Linked DNA regions of Mus musculus: region 2 is linked to region 1. Evidence: chromatin loops called from intact Hi-C (ENCODE). Cell type or tissue: heart. All regions are shown on one strand.

Region 1 (5,000 bases):
TTCGGGCGCCTTCCATATAGATCATTAATCAAGGAACTGACCCCCCCTCCCCTGTGAACTTGCCTACAAGCCAATCTGACGGAGTCATGTTCTCAGGGGCCATTGCCTTTCTTCTTAGCTTGTATCAAGTTGACAAAAAAGAAAAAAGGAAAAAAAAAAAAAAGCCAAAACCAGCAACCTAATCTTCACACGGACAACTGGTTGAGCTAAGAGAGAGTTGGACCAGGTGGGAGCGGCTTTCCAAACTCAGGGCTACTGCCCTGTTTCTAGACCTTGGGCATAGCTTTCCTTCCTTGCCTCTCTCTTCTGTAGGCGAAAAATTCCTTTTGCAATGATCCCAGTCTGAAACATTTAAACTGTGTGAGCCTTGGAGGAATCCTGCCCAGGGCTGCACTGTAGATCTTCTAGGGTAGAGGACTTAGCCCGCATCTGTGCCATGGATGTTCCAGGATGTTAACCTTCATCACCGGAGGAAAGAGTAGCCCTATAAAAAGCCAGGGTTCTGAATCAAGCGTTGTGACCAAGGGCAGATTCCATCTTCTATCTTATGAGAGACTTTGATCTAGTTGACACCACAGGACTGTGAGCATCTCACAAGTGACACTGTCCAGCCATACACTCACATAGCTGCTGGAGCCTCTGCAGGTGGCTCTCTGTCAACCTCAGCTCACTCCGGCGCCCTTCCTACAAGTCATTCACACGTGGATCGCCAGGAGTCATCGATCTCATGAGGACTGCCGACAGAGTAAAGCCATGTGACACCTGGCCAGAGAACCTGGACAGCAGGGACGATTCCAGAGGTGGGAGCAGTGAACTGAACAAAGGAGACATGCCTGCTTGGCCCCAGTCACAGAGGCAGGAACATGAGAAATTACCCATTTGTGCCTGAAGGAAAAGAGTGTCCAACAGTAACTGAACATGGTCAGTGAAGTCCAAAGCTGGTAACGGTTGGTTGCTTGCTTCCTCAAATGGGCTTAATGACACTATCCCTATCCTATCCAAGAAACTGCCCCTTGGGGCAAAGGCAGGCCTGGTGAAGTGATCCCCACCCAACACACAGTGCCATCTGCCTCCGGGGAGAACAGCAAACCTGGAGTAGTAATGTAAGCCTTTGTTTCTCTGCTACAGCCTCCTGTAGCCTCTGGAACCTCCCCTCCCTGCTGACAGCTAAGGTATGATGGGGATTGGAACCCAGGGGGAGCATGTCTCTCCCTTCAGGCCAGACACTTACACCCTCACTCTGTGGAACTTCTCAAAACAGGGCATTTAGGAAGCGCCAGGAGGCTGGTTCCCCAAATCAGTAGGGGCCTTCACTGCTGGACCTAAACAGCAAACAGATAATGTGAGTCTCCTCAGGGTCCCTCGGCTGACTGGCAGTTTCCAGTGAGAGCTTGACCCAGGCTACCCCATGGGACAAAATTACAGTGGCCCTAGCTGCCACTCAAGAGGGCCCTTCTGTGTACATGACTACTCTGTCCTTCCATAACTTAGGTCATCCAACTGTATACAGGCCTCAGCCATACCCAACAAGCCAAGCAATCGCTGCTCCGTGTCCAAGCCGGTAGGCTCGTCGCTTTCGTAACTGCTCCCAAGCCTTCTCTCAGGATAAAAAGAGACCTCCCAAACCTAGGGCGGCCCATTGGGTGTGGCTGGCAGTCCCATATTCTCCTGGTGGTGGGGCCAGGAAGCAGAGCTGCAGACCATGGCTTCTCTTCCCGGGTGGCACCCAATTGATGGCCTGTCAGCTTCGAAAATGTTTTCATCTCTGGAAGAAACAACGCGTGAAAGAGCAGTTCTGAAAGCGGAATTAAGAGCTTGTTAGACACGGGCCTTGGGTCAGGGTAGGTGGCCTATCTGGGGGGCCTTGGAGGAGACATGCTGGGATTCTTTTTTTTTTTTTTTAACCCAGCCGTTCTCCCCCACAGTTCCCCGCTTAATGAAGCCGTTGTACAAGGCCCTGGGAGAGCCCACATGCTCCAAAGTAGTACCAAGTGTCCCATTACTGTAAACGGCCTTTTAGTTTTAAGCTAATGCTATATTTGGAAAGTAATAAATCCTGGGGAAATGATACTGAGACTAACGGGGAACATATTACCTTTCATGTGTGTTTTTCATGTTTAAGATTTCTTTGTTATTATCTGAGGAGTGAGGCTCTGCACACACTCTTGGGCAAAAAAAAAAAAAAAAAAAAAAAATAAGCCTTAAAGCAGTAATATTTTAATAAGCATCAAATGTCTTCGATGAGATAAAAGTATTATATAGTGTTTTGATATTGGGCTTTAGTTAAAGCCTCATTAAAAAAAAAGAAGAAGAAATTTTTCTCAGATGTACTGAGGGTTAGTGGGGATGTATTTTTAAATTCAGGTGGAAGGAAAAGTTCCAGTTTGGGTCAATTATGCTAATTAAATGCCACAAATGACTGAAATTGCCAGCGAATGGACTTATTTGTTGTTTATGCTATTGCCATTGATCAAAACCAGCAGCTAATGGCTTGGGAACTGGCTGGAGGCCTTGGTCTGAAGGAAGAGCAAACGCTGTGCACCAATCAGAGCCTTGGCTTACAGAAGCCTGGGGTTTCCCCAGCACTGCACTTCTTCTGTCAGAGTTTTGTGACAGCCCAGGCTGCCTCTCTGAAACTCACCTTCATTTGTCAATGAATGTTGGTCCTGTTCCCAGCCCCAGCTGGTAGGCACTGGAGGGGCCCAGGTTACAAAACGAAACCAAGACTCCTATTTCTTCACACACAGCCCGCACCCAGGCTAGAGCTCTGGGCTTGTCGAACCGAAAGGGAAAGCCATTAAGATTCTGCATTTGGCTGTAGAAAATGAGGAAACTGGGCGTTAGAGAGAGGAACTGATCTGCCCAAGGGCACACAGCAAGCTCATTGCAGAACCAAGAATAGAAAGGCTATCTCGGGAGTCCCAGTATCGGTCTCGTGCCTCACGCCCCCCCTCCCCCCCGCCCCGCTGTGATACAATGGAACTTCGGCTGCGCTCCCCTCCCACCCCCATACTCTCAGCTCCCTGCTGTGACAGTATGTCCCTTCTCAGTTGGTGACATAAGCACAAGCTTCAAGATTGGAATCAGGCAGTGGGTATGCCTCTGTGTCTTCATCTCTTAACTGAGAACAGGGTCAGGTTTCTACTGCAAAATGGAACGCCAAGGTTGAGGAGCCCGCTCCATCAGTAAAAAGCCTGCTGGTGCAAGCCTTTGGGCCTGACTCCCATCTCCAGAACCGAACCCAAGTAAAACAAAACAAAAAGGGCCATGCGCGCACGCGCACCCCCTCCCCCATACGTGCACCCCCCCCCAATCCTCCCACGGAATGCAGTTGACTCTGGAAAGATGGGACCTCAAAGCTGGCAGGGGACCCGTGGCATCAGGCTGATGTGTGGACGCCAGCATGCTCATGTAACTCCTTGACTCCAAATATTCTCAGGGTCGGCTCTCCAGGTGAATAACACTTCCAGAAAAGCTGCTACCGGAGGGAAGACATCAGGAACCTGGGAAGGAGGGGAGGTCCACAGACAAGGGTGACACCTCCACTTTGTCTCATTCAGGACCCGTTTGAGTGCTGTTCCCCATCTGCCTGGTTCCCTGGCAGGATGAGTGGGCTCTTCTCATATGAATCAGAATCACAGCTAGGCTAGCTGGGGGCGCCTTTACCTCACCAGTCTGGGCTTCTGGTCCTGCTTCAGCCACCTGACACGGAGCACTTCAGTGACTTTTCGCTCTGAGCCTCAGTTTGCTGGTGTGCAAAGTGGGAGGCCTTGTCTTGGAAAGCTGCAGTCGGCATGGCTTGCCAGGAGGCAGTTTCTGAGTATTGGGGACACAGAGCAACCAGGATTGTCTCAGCTTCGTCCTTGGGGATGTGTAGATAATTCCCAGCCACAGATAATGCTCGAGTAAAATTTGGGGAATTTCGAACTCTGCAAATATTTGCAGTTGGTATTTGTGTGAGTGTTGCACATACACGTGTGTGTTCACGTGTGTACAGGTACATAAGTATACCTGTGTTTGTGGAGGTCAGAGATGAATGCTGTCTTTTGAACTACCTTCTGCCTTGTTTTGGGTTTTAGGTGTGTTTATCTTATTTTTTGTGATTGAGTGGTTTGCCTGTGTGCCTGGTACCCGCGGGGGTGAGAAGATCCCTTACAACTGAAGTTCTGGATAGTTGTGAAGTACTGTGTGGGGGCTAGAACCTGAATCTGGGATCCTCTGCAAGAGCAACAGCGCTCTTAATGGCTGAGCCATCTCCCCAGCCTCTACCTGGATTTTTGAGACAAGATCTCTCACTGACCTGGAATCGACAGTTCAGCTAGGCTTGCTGCCTGCCACCAAGCCCAGGGATCCGCCATCTCAGGAATACAAGTGGACCGCCGTGCTTGGCTTTTTTATGTCAGTTCTTGCTTGGGGTTACAATACTCAAGTCCTCTTGCTTTATTGGCTGAGCTATCTCCCCACTCCTTCCTCTTTTCAAAAGCAGGGGATCACGACGGGAGCCCAGGTTGGCCTTGAACTCACCATTGGCCCACCTTCAAGGTCTTTAAGACTGCATTTAGATTGCATCCTGATAGAGTGCAGCTGCCTGAGGCTGGAGGTTGGGAGGGAAGGGAGGATCGCCTGTGGCTGGTGGAGGACGGGGAGTCAGGGCCGGAAGTCTGAATCCAACCCCTGTGCCCTGTTCTCTGGGAAATTAAGGTCAGGATCCTAGGACTCACTACAACTGTAAAGTCTTGCCTCAGAGATGCTAAGACATTTGCTAACCATACCTCTAAACCACCCGGTGGCACAGTTGAAGCTGTTCGCTCTGGCTAGCTACCCTTAAGGGGACAGACTCACCCTCGGGCCTGAGGTGAAAACACACCCACATCCACCCCTGCCAAGAAGTCCAAGCCTCCCCTTCTACTCCCAAGGCAGGCAGGCAGCACATGGGGACCTGGCACCCAGAAAGGACCTGGGAAAGGACCTATAGTCATTTGATGGCTACCAGGGAGTCT
Region 2 (5,000 bases), 230 kb after region 1:
TCAGGACAATGGTTCTGAACAGAGTCTGGTTACCACAAGGCCCATTTCTCTGCCTCTCCAAATCTACACTTCTGCAGCAACCATGGTTCTTTTGGCCCCGGTCTTACTGAACCACCTTCCCAATCTAGTGGTTTCTGACTCCATGTCCACTCTTGCCTCTTTAACACCAAATCTTTGCTCCTCCCCTCTTAGCCCACACTGATCCAGGCGCATACCTGCCTATCAGAAGCAGACCTATGAGGTGGTAAGCAGAGCATTCTGGCCTCATATGCTCTTAGAAAGCAGGGGATTGGAGGTGATTGGTCACAAGGATCCAATCACATCAGGGAGGGCTATCTATGAGGCCTTAGTCATCGGTTTTGTAATAACTATTCTCAGTCACTTAAAAAAATGTTGTCTCCAGGATTAAAAGAGAAAAGATGCTTCGGGGAGACGATCAGGGCCTGCCCTGTGCATAAACAGATAGCAGAGAGATAGTACTAAATTGAATGTTACCCAACAGGTTTGGTGTGCGATTTGTTGGGCCTGGACTCCTAGGAAAAGATGATAAAATAACTCAAGACAAGGGAATGGGCCAGTGACCTAAAAGCACAGGCTTTTGAGTGGATAACCATAGCCAGAGTAATTTTAACTTGTTCACAGTAGTCGCTGGAGATTGCTAAGTGGTGACTCACAACAGGACCCTACTCTGTCAGCCTCTTTCTAAACTTTGAAAACTGAGACCCAGATAGAGCAAATGGGCTGTAAGACTCCCAGGCTTTGTTACCAGGTCACATAGCATCCCACAGCAGAAATCCACCTTCCTGCTCGTCTCTTCCCACCCGACCCGGCCACTCCCAGTTCTCCGCACACTCGAATGTCATTCAGTAGTACCCAAGTTCTGTGCAGAAGCCAAAAGTCCTCTGTGGATAAATGTGTGGAATCCAGTGTCTGGTGTGAAGTCACATATTTCTCTCTGGAAATCATGACTTTTCTTGGGTGCCCGGGATCCTCAGGGGCTTCCATGCTCATGAGGATTTTAATCCAAGCATTTCTGCTGAAAGGAGACCGGGAAGCAGGAGCCTAGGACTTTTCCATAAGGAATACTAGAAATCTTGCAAGCAACGACTGTGCTTTTAGCAACACTTAGCTGAACCTATCATACAGGCTGCCTCATGCCTGTAAGGCCAGCACCCAGGAGGCTGAAACAGGAGCATTGCTGTGAGCTTCAGGCTACAGAAACCACACCCTTACCATTTATACGAGATGGACATTAGTTTGTTCTTGCTTCTGTCTTTCCCCAAGGCCTAGTGTTTGGGAATTCTTTTAGGGTGATGCTTTCTGGGATTTGTTAACATCTCAGAGATCTGAAAAAGGACTCTTTGGAACAGTTTTCACCCCCAGCATCAGGGAGAGGAAGTAGGAGAGAGATCACCAAGTTGGCTGAGAGGCTGTTGACCACGTTGGAGTTCACTGGTGGTTTTTACAGCTCTACTCTGCTCTTAAGAGTCCCGTGTCTTGTAACCAGGAAGCAGGCTGATGCCCTGGGTTGAGTTCAGCAAGTTTGTTTTGACTTGTGGCCCACAAGGAGAGAGAAGTCCTCATTATGTAATGTTAAACTGGGCCGGGAATGTCAGCTGGGCCCTGCTTGCCAAAGCTTGAAGAGTTGGTTGGGAGCAGACTATGTTTAGTATGACTAATCCAGCTTGGCAGGGTAAAGGGGTGGGTGGGTGTCACTCTGAGAGGGAAGGATGACTTAGACTATTTCAAATATTAGCACTTTGTATGCTCTGTAGCTGTCCCCAAAGTAACTCAAGTAACCAACTAAGTTGAGGCCTCATTCATCAACTAGTGCAATACTGACTGTTGACTGGTGGAGTCAAGACACCAACAGATTCCTCTTGCAAGGAGGAGAGGCAGGCTTGGGTCCTGAGAAAGCTTCCCATAGCAGCCTGTGTTGGTCAAGAGTGGCTGGCAGGGTACTCAGTAATTAAAGCCAGTATACAAAGCCAACACTAGATTCTGTAATAAAAGTCGCAGTGAATCCCAATAAAAATGTAAAGGAAAGGAAAACATGGCCCACTTTCCTAATAAAGATTCCAGAGTGTAATTTAGAGCCCCCGCCTCTAGCCTTTTCCATCTTTATTTGGACGCTTTTACGCCTTTTGCCCCCCCCCCCCCCCCCCCGCAAAGTCCAGCTTGGTCCTTCCTATGTGACAAAAGGACCCCATTTTTATGTAGATGCCTTTAGTTGGAGACAAAAATAATCCAAAAGCATGTTTGCACAACCATCCTTAAACAGTGCGTTCCCTGACACCCCCCGCCCCCCAGTCACACAAAGGTTGCTCTTTGGTAGGGTAGATGCCCTGCCTGAGGTGAAGTGGGGAGTCGCTTTTGTCTTTTCCCTGATGAATGGATGTAAAATGTTCACTGAACCTGGAAGCACCTCCTTTTGTGCCTGGTGCCCCCCTAACACAGGCTGTTAAACTTGGGGCAATTGCTCATGGTGGGGGATTGAAAGGGGCCATTGTGGGAGGAGGGGCCCACACTGAGACCATTGTGGGTATAGAGATGTCATTGTTTCCCAAGCATTACGGAGTAGACTCTGGGGACCCCCGGGCATCAGTGTGCCCAGCCACTGTGCCGACTGCACAGCATTTGCAGGGTTGGATTGTCCCCTAAGCACCAGGCCTCAGAAAAGCCAGGCAAGGTCCTCTTAGGCTGGACACGCCACAGTGTGCCCCCTGCAGGATGCATGTGGTATTTCCTACAAACATCAGCTTACCAGGTCCTTTCCTGCTCCTACCTAGATTGTACCTTTTTTTTTTTCCTGTCTTGATCCCCAGACCTCATTTCTGCAGGGAGGTCACTTGTCCTCCAGGTCCCAGGGGAGAAAACATTTGTTAAAAATCCCTTCTTCCTCCTTAGGAGTCGAAAAACTCCCTGATTCCTGCTGGTGGCTTTACATTCGGCTCCCCTTTGGCCATATGGCCTTCAGAGGACTTCTGATCTTAATTACAGCATTCAGCCTTTGTTTATTTAAAAATCAAAAGGCAGATAGGCTATTGATGGTTTATCTGTATTAATTGCAGTACCATACCTGCCAACTGTCCCCTCGGTTAGTAAAGGACCTGCTATGATCCCTGCCAAAAGTTTACATGTGTGCACAGATCACTTAACACAGCGCGTTCAATAGAAGCTCCTAGCTTTAGAATTGCCACGCAGGCATTTTGCACTGCAGCCCTCTGCCAGGTTGTGTTGGCTGACAGGGATGCAGACACACGGTTAGGAAGAGCAGCTAGGAAGTGCTTGAGTTCAAACATGGAGTCTTCACTTACTGTGTTAGCTTAGAGTCTTGGGGCTATATTGTTGGCGACCTCAATTTTGCCTTTTTTAAATTAGGAACAGTAGAGGTGTTCACATCCCGGAAATGATACAAGATTCAGACTACACGCGTACAAAAAGGTCATCATATGTCCAGTTTCCTTGCAGAGAGCCATGTAGGGCTTAAGCATTGTAAGCGGAAACTCTCAACCAGCTCCCGTGTAAGAACAAACTGCCGTGTCACTCACTGGTTTTGAACGTGGCGTCGTTTTATGCGATTCACTTGATAATTTTAACGTTCTACCTAAACCATGGTTCTGATGGAATGTGGAATCAAAAGAAGTCTTTTCAAAAATGGCTCTTTCTTGACGATGCTGATAAACCATCATAGAAAGTGGCTTTGCTGTAAGCTTAGAAGGGCCAGTTGTTAAAACCAATGAAGACATGTCAGGAAACATTAAACACATTTGCTTAACAAGCATGGTAATTCTTGGCTTCTTCCCCTGGCTTTAAGAAGCCCTTCTCTTAGAAAAATCAATTCTTATTTCTTATGGCCCTCTATAGGGTTGTCTTTGGAAAAGCCTGGTGTCTCTTCAGATGACAGTGGTCTTTCAGTTGTCCTTCTAGGTTCTCAAGCCTTTTTCATGAACCCGTCACTGTGTGAATAATTGTTTTTTTAAAGAAGTCGGTTTTAGGAGTTGTATTTAAAGAATTTGCAATCTCAATGCTAAGATATTGTCTACCCAGAAGTCATTGCTTGTGCCCTCTCCCACCTCCAGTGCCTCTCACTCTTCCTTTTCCTCTTTTAGGATCTCCCCTCCCCAATATTCCAGTAGTGGTGTTTTTAGGTATAAATTCTTGCTTTTTTTTCTCTTTTTTTAGCATTTAACCAGTGCTTAACTAGTTCTGTATATTTATACTTGGCACAGCAGTAAGCATGTTTTAAACTTACATACCTCATTGGTTGCAAAAGTGCTTTTTCTGACAAGCTTGGCTGCCTCAAAATTATAGTGAAGGCAAAGTGGAGTCTGGTTGCTGGCTCTTGACCCCTAAGCATCTGTATATTTTACCTAATTTATACTTGGGAAAACAGCTAAAAATGTTGTGTATCCATGCCAGGCATTTACCTCGTCGCTTATAAAACCTAGAAGCAAATGTGCAAACGTAACATGGGCTAAGCTAAGCATTGAGTCAAAGAGATAACTTCCGGGGGGGGGGGGAGGGCTGGGCAGATGGCTCAGTGGTTAAAAGTAACACTGTACTTACAGAGGACCCAGCACCTGCCCAAGGCTCCTCAGGACCCCCAGGTACAGGGATCTGATGCTCTCTTGTGACCTCTTCAGGTACCAGATGCACTCACAGAATACTTCTTCACATAAATATTTAAATAATCCAAAATAAATCTTTTAAAGAGACAAAATCCAAATCAATATTGATATTTATACATACTACCCAAGTGATGATAATATTTTGTGTGTGTGTGTCCCAGTTGCAGACTAATCTTGCCAAGTGAGTGGGCTACAGAAGGGAAAAAAAAAAAAGCCAAGAGCTCTCTGAGTTAGGATAGACTCTGAAAAGAAATGGAGGGTGATTTCTGACACAGAGCTCCTGCACTCTAATCTCCATAGCACCTCATGATAGATAACTTGACAGCATAGCATAACACTTAGATTTTTTTTTTTAAATGCGATTTAAAG

What was found. A loop is a pair of places that touch in the nucleus more often than their neighbours do. Peaks named below come from ENCODE experiments on the same cell type or tissue, not always from the same donor. Only the 100,000 strongest peaks of a DNase experiment are listed, where the experiment ranks them.
Region 2: it touches region 1 in a loop (2.5-fold over the local background); 7 of 42 quality-filtered maps call a loop at or near these places.

The regions. Positions count from the first base shown.
Region 1 is chr19:55,640,787-55,645,786 of GRCm38, forward strand. It overlaps 4930552P12Rik (RIKEN cDNA 4930552P12 gene), which reads right to left. Exons shown (of 4, transcript NR_045318.1): 3 at 2,642-2,815; 4 at 1-1,765. Among named protein-coding and RNA genes, the nearest start is that of Gm41871, 58 kb to the right of the region's middle. In heart, no CTCF peak of the experiment used is centred here; DNase peaks (open chromatin) are centred at 2,725 and 3,365; H3K4me3 peaks cover 911 bases; H3K27ac peaks cover 2,347 bases.
Region 2 is chr19:55,875,122-55,880,121 of GRCm38, forward strand. All of the region lies in intron 5 of Tcf7l2 (transcription factor 7 like 2, T cell specific, HMG box), which reads left to right. Among named protein-coding and RNA genes, the nearest start is that of Gm52391, 61 kb to the right of the region's middle. In heart, a CTCF peak has its summit at 2,736 (motif pointing left); DNase peaks (open chromatin) are centred at 1,560 and 2,690; H3K27ac peaks cover 238 bases.